Linked DNA regions of Homo sapiens: region 2 is linked to region 1. The links are chromatin contacts, found by Hi-C or POLR2A ChIA-PET in ENCODE. All regions are on one chromosome and are shown on one strand. The core of a region is the stretch at or near the end of the contact, and the rest is flanking DNA. Distances in the headings are between cores, read along the strand shown. Region 1 holds the start of LINC02226 (long intergenic non-protein coding RNA 2226). Region 2 overlaps MTRR (5-methyltetrahydrofolate-homocysteine methyltransferase reductase).

Region 1 (7,725 bases), core at 1,249-3,748:
CAAATGTTCCGAAGACACTGCTTCTTTTTGCTCAAAATAGTTGACATTGTCATTGCTTCTAGTTTTTCAGCTCCTACTATGCTTACTATGTCCATGGGTGCCATTGACGTCTTTGGCTATTTATCATCTCTAGAAAAGAAAAAAAAACATTAAAATTTTAGGATGTAGGATTCACAATAAATCTCTTACCAAATCCTCCTTAAATCCCTAAACTCTCTACCTGGCTCTGACTCCAGGATCACCCTTTCAGTTCTTTCCATGTTTTTCTTCGGAAAATGTAGTTTCCTAACCTTTCTACCCACCCTTCTCGTCTACTCTTAGGTCTGCAGCCACAGTGATAGTTCTAAGTTGCAAACCTGATCATGTCCTTCCAGTACTTAGTCTTTCAAAAATCTTCCTACTTCCCGCAGAGTGAAGCCTGAACTCTTTAATAGGCATCTAAGGACTTGGACCCGGATCCTGTTAACCTGTTAATTCATCTTTGCCTCTAACTCCCTCCCTTCATCTTTCAAGGCACAGCGCAGGACTTAACTCATTGTGAAAGTACTAAGCCTTGATGTATCTTTAGGAAAAACACACGTATACACACACACGCATGCAAAGAGAGGAAGCATAGCTTAGTGGTTAACCTACATAGACTGCAACTTGCTTAAATAATCCAGTATTTATCTATGTTTTAATAAAATTGTTTTAATAAAAATATATGAAATTCATCTATCTTTTCTCTGGAATGCTTTTGCCTGTTCAAAGATTATACAATGCTCCCGTATGTTACAGAGGAAGCCGTCCCTTCATTTATAAAAGACAGTTAACACATAGCACAAAAACTCTAGAGTAGGATGGATCCGCAACTACTGTACTGGAAATATGCTAAATTAGGGTTCTGATTAGAGTTAATGGAATTAACTTGGGTGAGAGAAAATACTCACCATTAATCTAGGGGTAACAGAGGAGTTAAACTCCAATTCAGAAACAGAGCAGTTCAAAATCAGAATCTAGAGTCAGCCTACATGGGCTTGATCTGGGAATGTGCCCTTTATTAGACGTGTAACCTTGGGCTGCTGCTTGACTGAATAGGTCTTCGATTCCTCATGGAATGAATATAATAAGATCTGATGAATGCAATTAGACAGTGCCTGAAACAGTAGTCTTAAGTAGGTATTTTTGTTGTCCCACTTTTTGAGAAACAAAACCAAAGTCAATTCAATTAAAACTGCAGGTTTCTTGATTTCATCCTAATACTTTGCAAATTAATCACAGAACCCAAGTGAAATTGCCTAGACTCTCAAAGAGTTCGAAAAACATTTCTAATACACTCAAAATTTTCCTAGTTGACGTTCACAGATTATCAAGAGTAAAGCACCTTCATACAGTTTTGATCCTCACACTGTCTAAATCTGAGGAGCTGTCAGGAAAGACATGTAAGGAGAGATCTAAGCTAAAACTCAAACCACACATGAGGCTTTTCAACTGTGACCAACTTGTAGTTAAAATTCAGTTTATGCTTTTCTGTCCACCTAAGAGCAAATTAAACCTTTAAGAAAGCAAAGGATAAAATCATTGTTAGCTCAAGCATTAAAAAAGAAAATAACTGAATATATCTTCTTCAACTCTCCACCCCTAGGGATGAGAACTGCACCTGGCAAACAAGAGGACATTCAACACGTAGTAGCTGTTAAAATGAGTAACTCCCCAAAAGCACTATTAGAAGGCGATATAGTTATTATGACCAAGTTCTGCGGAAACATGGTGTTGAAAACCTTACTGAAGCTAACAATGTGCGTCACCTTCCAGGAGCCACACACACATCCTGAGGGCTTCCCAGATCAACCCCTCATCCCCGCGACAGAGCCACAATCCAGCACCACCTTCCCAGGACTCTCAGCTGAGGCCCCAGCCCCCGCAGGCCCAGGGACGACGCGGCGGGCAGGGCACATGCCTGCGTCGGGCCAGGTGGAAGCTCGGAACGACCACAGGCCCCCGGGGCGCGCCCCTCCCCGTCACGCGCCCCGTTTCCCACGTCCACGCATGCGGTTTCCCCAGGCCTGGAAAGCGTCTAGAGCCAAAGAGCCCAGGGGCTTGCCCGCGCAGAGGCCGACGTGGGGCCCAGGGACGCGCTCCCGGGGTCCTCCCCGCCGAGCCCGCAGCCAGCACCCGGAGCGATCCCCCGAGCCCGAGGGGCGTGGGAACCACGCGCGCAAGCCGGCTGCCCTTCCAGTCCCGGGACGCTTCCCCATCAGGCCAGTGCTAGGCGGGCGGTCGGGACCCGGGGATCGCAGCCTCCGGAGCGCTCACCTGGGTGGCGCAGGCCAAGGACGCCCATGGACAGCGCGACCTCCTCCCATTCCACACACGCGCCCACGACCAAAGTGCGCATGCTCGACACCTGGGACCAATAGGAATCTCGGTCCGAGGGTAGCTGGGGCCAATCACAGCGCGTCTGGCGTGTGGGCGGTGTCTCCTCGTGTTACGCGTGCGCGGAGGGGCTGCGCTACCCGGTCTTGGGTTTTTCATCGGGGAGTGGGAGTGGACTGAAGGCTTGGCCGCTCCGCCTCACTGAGCCGGCTCAGCCAGCGCAGCTGTTCCTGGAACGCCAGTCCCTTAGGATGGGAGGTACTTTCATCTCGAAGAGGGCCGTGGCGTCTGGAGCTTCCCTCCCTTCTGTCCTGCTGAGTCATCCCCGCGTCGCCTGCGAGGCCGCGAGGCGTTTAGGTCTGGGCAGGCCGCCTTTTCCCCATCACGAGATCCTGTTATTTTACTGTTTCATTCTTTTTCTCACTTTCCTATTTGTTAAGCCAAACTTTTTCCTTCCATAGACGTGACCCCTTAGAAGGCTACCCATGCCTCGACATATCTGACATTTGACGTTTTACTCAAATAATTTGCCAAAGTCTATTGCCTTTTTTAACTTCTATTTTCTAAAGCTAGTTTGATACTAATCAACACAGTTTTTTCAACAAGCATGTAAGTGTGCATATTCTAGACATGCGCGGCCTGAGTTTAACCCATCTGCTACTAATTTGTGTTGTCTCGGAATATTATCTAATCCCGTGCTTCAGTTCTCATATATAAACTGAAACTTTATAGATTCACTGGTGGCCTGTAAGCCTGGCCTGTAAGCCTTAAGTTGAAACATGGAGCATATCAGAACTGTGCCTGGCACGTGGTGAAATGTTCAAAAGTTAGTATTGTTATTAGGTGCTGGGCACTTTTCTAGGCTTTGGGATATAGAGATCAATGTCCCTGATGTCCTGGTGTTTATAATTTATTGTGGACACTTTGCTATTTTTTTGGATACAGATCTTTATTTTCATAAACATGGATAATTTTCATTGAGTGCAGTGTGATCTCAATTGATACTTTTGTAGTATTTCATCATTATGCTTATATTCTTTTTAAAATTTAGGTACTGTTGAGGGAAAGTGAGAATGACATGATTTTGATAACATGGTAGAACCTTTTTCATTCATCTGGTGTTGCCACACTGGGGCTCTGGGTGCTTTATGAATCATGTTCACAAGTCATACTTGTGTCTGTCCATGGTTCTTTTCACTACAGCCACCATAGTTCAGGGTGAGATTTTTCACACCGACTGTAAAGATTTATCTGTGGAAAATGGTAATGAGCTTGCCTGGTTGATGTCCTGTTGTTTTCCCAAGTACATACTTGGAAGAGAGTGAACAGAAGACTAAAACGTGGGTCAACAGATGTTTTGCAGTGAGCTAAAAAATAATTGACTTCACTAGAACAACTGCTTGATATTCTACAGCAGTTTTGCAGGTTTCTGAAGTGGAAGAAGCAGATAGTGATGGAATGCTGCTAAAAGAAATATAAGAGAATAATAACACCCTTGGTGCTTGTTAATTTCATTTTGAATTTTTTTTTTTTAAGTTGTCAGTTACATGTTTGGTGACTGCTTTGAAAGTTCTGATTCTGTTGCATGTGGATCCACAAGGTAGCTTAGGAAGCCTGATGGCAGAATACAAATTGTCTTAAAAGAGTTCATAGGTATTCACAATCTTTGTATTGAAGAAAGTATGATGAAACTCCCCAGGTCCAGTTAGGGCAGCACTGGGAATGCAAGGTGAGAAATTGGAAGAATTTACCACACACAAAAAAATGATGTGTCTGTATTAGTCCATTCTTGTATTGCTATAAAGAAATACCTGAGACTGGGTAGTTTATAAAGAAAAGAGGTTTAATTGGCTCACAGTTCTGCAGGCTGTACAAGCATGCTGCTGGCATCTGTTAGACTTCCAGGGGAAGCCTCAGGGAGCTTTTATTCATGGTGGAAGGCCAGCAGGAGGAAGAGAGAAAAGTGGTGGGGAGGTGCCACAATTTACAGCAACCAGATCTTGCAGGAACTTAGTATCAGGAAGTCAGCACCAAGCCTGAGGGATCTGCCTCCACGACCCAAACACCTCCCACCAGCCCCCGCCTCCAACACTGGGGATTAAAATTCAGCATGAGATTTGGTGGGGACATATATTCAAAACGTATCAGTGTCATTTTATGAAATATTCTGGGCTAAAACAGTGGATCTACAAGCAACTTTTAAAAAGAAGATAATTAACATCTCTCAGTTGACAGTTTCTAACTTGAATCCTAAATAGGCCAAGTGTGCAGCAAGCTTGTGGTTTTTGATCAGACACTACCTGTGAGCTCTCTTTTTCTTAGTTCTAATAAGGAAATAGATACTAAGTCTTAGAAATTTTTAAATACTTTGGGCACAATAACATTTTTTTAAACAAAGACCTAGAGCAACATGTTGCTGGACTTTCTGAGCAAAGAAAGTCAAGTGATATAGAAAACTGACTCCTGGGCCAGGGGTGGTGTCTCACGCCTGTAATCCCAGCACTTTGGCAGGCCGAGGTGGGCAGATCACGACATCAGGAGTTCAAGACTAGCCTGGCCAATGTGGTGAAACCCATCTCTACTAAAAATACAAAAATTAGCCGGGCATGGTGGCATGTGCCTGTAGTCCCAGCTACTTGGGAGGCTGAGGCAGCAGAATTGCTTGGACCCGGGAGGCGAAGGTTGCAGTGAGCAGAGATTGTGCCATTATATTCCAGCCTGAGCGATAGAGCAAGACTCCGTCTCAAAAAAAAAAAAAAAAAAAAAAAGAAAGAAAAAAGAAAACTGACTCTTTCAAAATCCATTTTGAATGTAATAGCAAAAAGTTGTTTTCCCCCTTGCAAATTACAGGCATATGTCAGAGATATTGGGGGTTCAGTTCCAGACCACCTCAATAAAGTGAATATCACAATAAAGCATGTCAGATGAAGTCCTAGACAGCATCTCATTCCACATAAGGCTATTTTGCCTACACTGAGAAGCTGTTGTTTAGTGTAGCCACCTTTATCAATGATCTTAGCTGGATCTTCTGGATAACTCGTGGCAGTGTCTACACTAGCACTTGGTGCTTCACATTGCACTTTTATGTATGGAGACAGCTTCTTTCCTTAAACCTCATCAGCCAATGTCTGCCAGCTTTAAACTTTTCTGCAGCTTCCTTATGTCTCTCAGTCATCATAGAAAAGAAGAAAATTAGGGCTTTGTCCTGGATTAGACATTGGCTTAAGGAAATGATATGTCTGGTTTGAATCTCTCCAGACCACTAAAACTTTCCGCAGATGAGCAGAAAGACTGTTTCACTTTCTTATTATCCCTATATTCCCTGAGGTAGCACTTTTAATTTTTTTTCAAGAACGTTTCCTTTGCATTCACAACTTCGCTACCCATTTGGCACAAAAGGCCTAGCTTTCAACCTATCCAGCTTTTGACATGCCTTCCTTGCGAAGCTTAATCATTTCAAGCTTTTGATTTAAAGTGAGAGACTTGCAAGTCTCCCTTTCACTTGAACACCTAGAGGCCACTGTAGGGTTATTAATTGGCCTAGTTTTAACATTGTGTCTCAGGGAACAGGGAGACTTAATGGGAGGGAGAGAGATGGGGAACAGCTGGTTGCTGGTGCAGTCAGAACACACATATTTACCAGTTCAGTTTAAAGTCTTCTATGGGTGTGGCTCTTGGTGCCCCCAAGCAATTATAATAGTAACATCAAAGATCACTCGCCACATATCATCATAACAGATATAATAACAAGAAAAAGTTTGAAATAGTGTGAGGATTACCAAAATGTGACACAGATACACAAACTGAACACATGCTGTTGGAAAAATGGCGCTGATAGACTTGCTCAATGCAAGGCTGCCACAACCCTTCTATATATATATATATATGTATATAAAATACAGTATCTGTGAAACTCAATAAAACAAAATGTACAATAAAACAAGTATGACTGAATAAACTTTTAGTACCTCAGGTTTTCAATTAATAAAATCACCTGGGAAAGTCAATTACTTGCCATGAAAACCTGCATTTTGTTTGGAAAACTAGAAAATACGTGATTCCCTCACTTTTATTCTTTTCATGCATAATATTGTTAAACTCTTAATTCATGTTCACTGATCAGATATAATCATCTGACTTATGCTAAACACATTTAGCTCTTATTTTCTTCATTAGTTTCAAGATGAGCTGGTTATAACTTAGACTAGAATAATTAGTGTTTGAAATTTTGATGTTTCAGAGTCCAGGAATCCTTATACCCAGCAATGTTTTGACTTTCTTTTCCATAATGGTCTAAAAAAAGTCATGTGGTAAAGCGTTTGAATTAGAAGAAAATAGTTAAAGAAACTTAACTATTTTATGGAAAGGGAAGCAGGCAGTTTCCAGAAGAGCAGGATCTTTACTTACCTAACTAAAGAGTTGCAATATAATTTTGGAGATAATATTGATAATAATAACCACAATAATATATGTTAGAATCTTTCATGAAAGAGCAAATGTCTAAATGTCACTTTGGACATTTTCTTAAGAGGGTTAGTTTATAATTTTATATCAAATCAAGTCTACCTAGATACTTCAGATGACTGGATCTCAGTTAAAGGAAATATATACTGAGGATAAATAAAGAAAAATAGATCATATTATTTTGGAGATAAATATTTATAATCATTGAATCATGCAGAAAATTATTTAAACTAGCAACAGAAAATTCTTATATATCAATGTGAAATTTTGGGGGAACATAAAAATACAAATCAGTAAAAAGGAACTTAACATAGATAAGCTTTTCTTAGAGGTGGCAAGGGAAATTGACAAGGGAAACTTCTGATTTTAAGTCACAGAAAGTATGCGAGTTTCATTTGATCCGATATAAATGCTTCATTGTCAGGTTGAGAGACAGGACAGGAATGGCAAGAAAGGCAGGAATGAGGGATCATGGATAGAAAAGGCTCTGAAGTTGGGAAAATTGAGTCTGGGTCGTTTCATCATCAGATAGTTCTGTCAAGAAGGAACAAGAAGAAGGAAAGAAATGGTATTATTTTCTCACTTAATGCCCATTCATGTCAGGCCACGTACCAGGTACTTTCATTACATGCCAACCATGTGACTTGGGACAAGTTAATTCCCAAGTCACAGTTTCCTTGGAGATGATACTAGTAGAATTGTGTGAGAATTAAGTTACTCAATACATGTAAAACACAAACATGGTAGCACATGTTATTGAATACATGTAAAACATAAACATAGTAGCACAAAGAAAGTATACTGTAACTATGATAACGATTATGTCTGATTTTGTCACACTATGCTGGTGCCTCACTTTATCTTTGGGGTCTGTTTATTCATCAGTAAAACTCAGGGAGAGGGGGG
Region 2 (2,694 bases), core at 195-2,694, 570 kb after region 1:
ACATGACTTGTGGCAATGTTTATTCAGCCAAAAAAATTCCCCAAAATGAATACAGTAAAAAACTCCACCTTACAAAAACATAAGAAGACTATAAATTCAAGATAGGCCAAATAAAAGAAAGGAAAATTATTTAAAATTAAGGAAATGAAAGCTAAAAAGACAGCAGTACTCCATTAGCATTATTCTTCTCAAAAAATCAATTTAGGACTACTTCAAGATTCTAAGTAAATAATATATTTATATTTTGAAAAATAAATAACTTCTCTTAATTATGGAAAAAGCAATTATTTTATATAATAAATGAGCAAAAACAAACATACTATGAGAAGTAAACATAATAGGAAAAGAATTTTTAAAAATAACCTAGGCCAATGCTTCTCAAAAACTACATTTACACTCAGTTTTCATGTCCACAAATGTCCAATAATTAGAACATCCATTATCTTCTTATTCAGTGCAATTAACATGAAAGTTAAGAAACTACCAATACCAGCGTATGCCTGTGTTCCCAGACCTTGATGCGCAGCTGAGCCCCAGGCATCTGTGCGGCCAACACACAGGACCCTGAACCTTAGAGCCACACTCTCACCATCAGCTCCAGTCCACTGGCCCACAACACCCCAACGTCACAGCATCAGGGCTGTTACCTTTCTTCTTTGTGTCTGCCTTTATTTTCAAAAGGACGCAGTGCTCTCTTTTATCTTCAAGCTGCAGTCTTTGGAGTAGGCTTTGTACCTCAGAATCACTGTTAGGGCAGATCACGCTGAAGGCATCTCCAGGCTGATAGGAAAAGTCTGTATTCTAGAGAAGAGCCAAAATGAAAAAAAAAAAATACATTATACGTGTTACATAGTTTAAGCTGTAGGGTAACAAAAATATAGTTTTCAATATTATGATTTTAATATGTGAACTCAGAAAATAGAATTTCAAAAAAAAAAACACACAATTGTTTTAAAAAATAAGCCCAACTAACCAAATAAACATACTTTCATTATTAGCAGTTACTATTAAAACGAAATCTGGTAGTTACCCAGTGTTTTGCCTTTTATCATACTTAAAGAATGGAAGTCAGACCTTCCTTGTTCTCTACAAAGTAAGGTCCTATGGTGTTTTCAATAACCCATGTAAATATAAAAATCCCTCTTACAAAAACATACATGCACACACACACGAAAACATACATTATGACCAAAAGAAACTAATTATGGTCAAATGCATTGGTTTTCAATTTTCTTCTCCTTACTTTACTCTTTTCCTTTAGGGGACAGGAAAGGGTACTTTATTTCCTTAAGTATAAAACATTACACTATCTGGCTCGATACTGGTTGTGAGCAAACATGGGCTGAAAAAGTCACCACTTCCCAAGTCAAGTCTATTACTAGGCCCATTGCCTCTAAGCCCCAGAGTGATACAGATGCAGGCCAGGGCTCTGGGGAGGAGCCTCTCACAATGACACAAGCTCACATTTCTTGCCAGCAAGGGAGAGAGACTGGACTAAGCACAGACCAACCCTTGCCTCTTTATGACAAAAATGTAAAATACCAGAATAAAAAATATTTTGGTGTACATAGTATTAATATTTATGGATGCAAAACCATCTAGTTTTGACACATTGTATTTTTTTCTGTTAGGAAGTTTGATTAAATCTACACCAACAGCCTTAATGTGCCCTTGCTTTTCTGAAAGAATAACCCACTTAACCTCTCAAGACTTTCATAAAATAAACGGTTGAGCTAAATGACTTTGAAGAGGTACTCAAACACTTATTTTAGGATTATCAGTCAGTTTCTTAACCTAAGGTCAATGGATTCCAGCAGGGTGTGGAGGGTAGGAAGGGGGCCCATGGAGGGGGTGCATCGAGGCACATCTCAGACTAAAACTGTACGTAAATGTTTCTATATACAGTTGGCCCTCCATATCCTCAGGTTCTCCACCCTCAGAATCAACCAAACCTGAATGGAAAATATTTGGGACGGAAAAAAACAATAAAAAATAACAATAAAAATAATGTAAACTTAAAAATACAGTATAGCAACTACTTACGTGGTGTTAGATACTGTAAGTAATCTACAGATGACTTAAAGTGTAGGGGAGGATGTGCATAGATTATATACAAATACTGTAACATTTTACATAAGGGACTTGAGCTTTGAGGATTTGGGTATCTGAAAGGGGTCCTGGGACAAATCCTTCGAAGATACTAAGGGACAAGTGTAATCATTTTTTGGGAGAGTCCATAATTTTTTCCAGATTCTCAAGAAATCAAAACCACTGCTCTGAGGAATTAACCCTAACCTGCCTGTCTGGGTTCTATTTCTTTTCTTTTTTTAAAAAAATTGAGGCAGGGTCTCACTCTGTCACCCAGGCTGGAGTGCAGTGGCACAATTACAGCCCACTGTAGTCTCAACCTCCCAGGCTCAAGCAGTCCTCCCACCTCAGCCTCCCAAGTAGCTGGGACCATCGGTACACACCACCATGCCCAGCTACTTATTGTATTTTTTTGTAGAGACAAGGTCTTGCCATGTTACCCAGGAACTCCTGGGTTCAAGTGACCGCCTTCAGCCTCCCAAAGTGCTGGGATTATAGGCGAGAGCCACCTCGTTTGACCTTAGGCTCTATTTCTAACTTCCTGGCTGACCTTAGTGGACAGCTTCCTTTCCTGGGCCTCTTATATATAAAATGCTGTTCTGATCC

The links. A loop is a pair of places that touch in the nucleus more often than their neighbours do. ChIA-PET counts read pairs that join two places held with the same protein, here RNA polymerase II (POLR2A). Pooled maps may share reads with other maps.
Region 2: a pooled map shows a loop between it and region 1 (9-fold over the local background). The contact joins the enhancer-like site here to the promoter of LINC02226 in region 1. A Hi-C loop is called at or near these places in 2 of 168 maps with a recorded cell type or tissue (PC-9 and endothelial cell of umbilical vein), 7 of 37 single-sample maps with no recorded cell type and 8 of 50 pooled maps. POLR2A ChIA-PET finds 5 or more read pairs at or near these places in 2 of 52 experiments (AG04450 and MCF 10A).

The regions. Positions count from the first base shown.
Region 1 is chr5:8,452,337-8,460,061 of GRCh38, reverse strand. It overlaps LINC02226 (long intergenic non-protein coding RNA 2226), which reads left to right and starts at 2,498. Exons shown (of 6, transcript NR_039984.1): 1 at 2,498-2,613. MIR4458HG (MIR4458 host gene) reads right to left here and starts at 2,375. Exons shown (of 2, transcript NR_039989.1): 1 at 2,296-2,375; 2 at 1-129. It also overlaps the pseudogene LOC100419318. RefSeq lists silencers at 2,046-2,105, 2,116-2,165 and an enhancer at 2,686-2,785.
Region 2 is chr5:7,883,808-7,886,501 of GRCh38, reverse strand. It overlaps MTRR (5-methyltetrahydrofolate-homocysteine methyltransferase reductase), which reads right to left. Exons shown (of 15, transcript NM_002454.3): 7 at 648-801. Among named protein-coding and RNA genes, the nearest start is that of MTRR, 16 kb to the right of the region's middle. Within about 2 kb of position 1,444, at least 3 of the 41 ENCODE cell types and tissues checked have a DNase peak (open chromatin) inside an H3K27ac peak, as active enhancers do.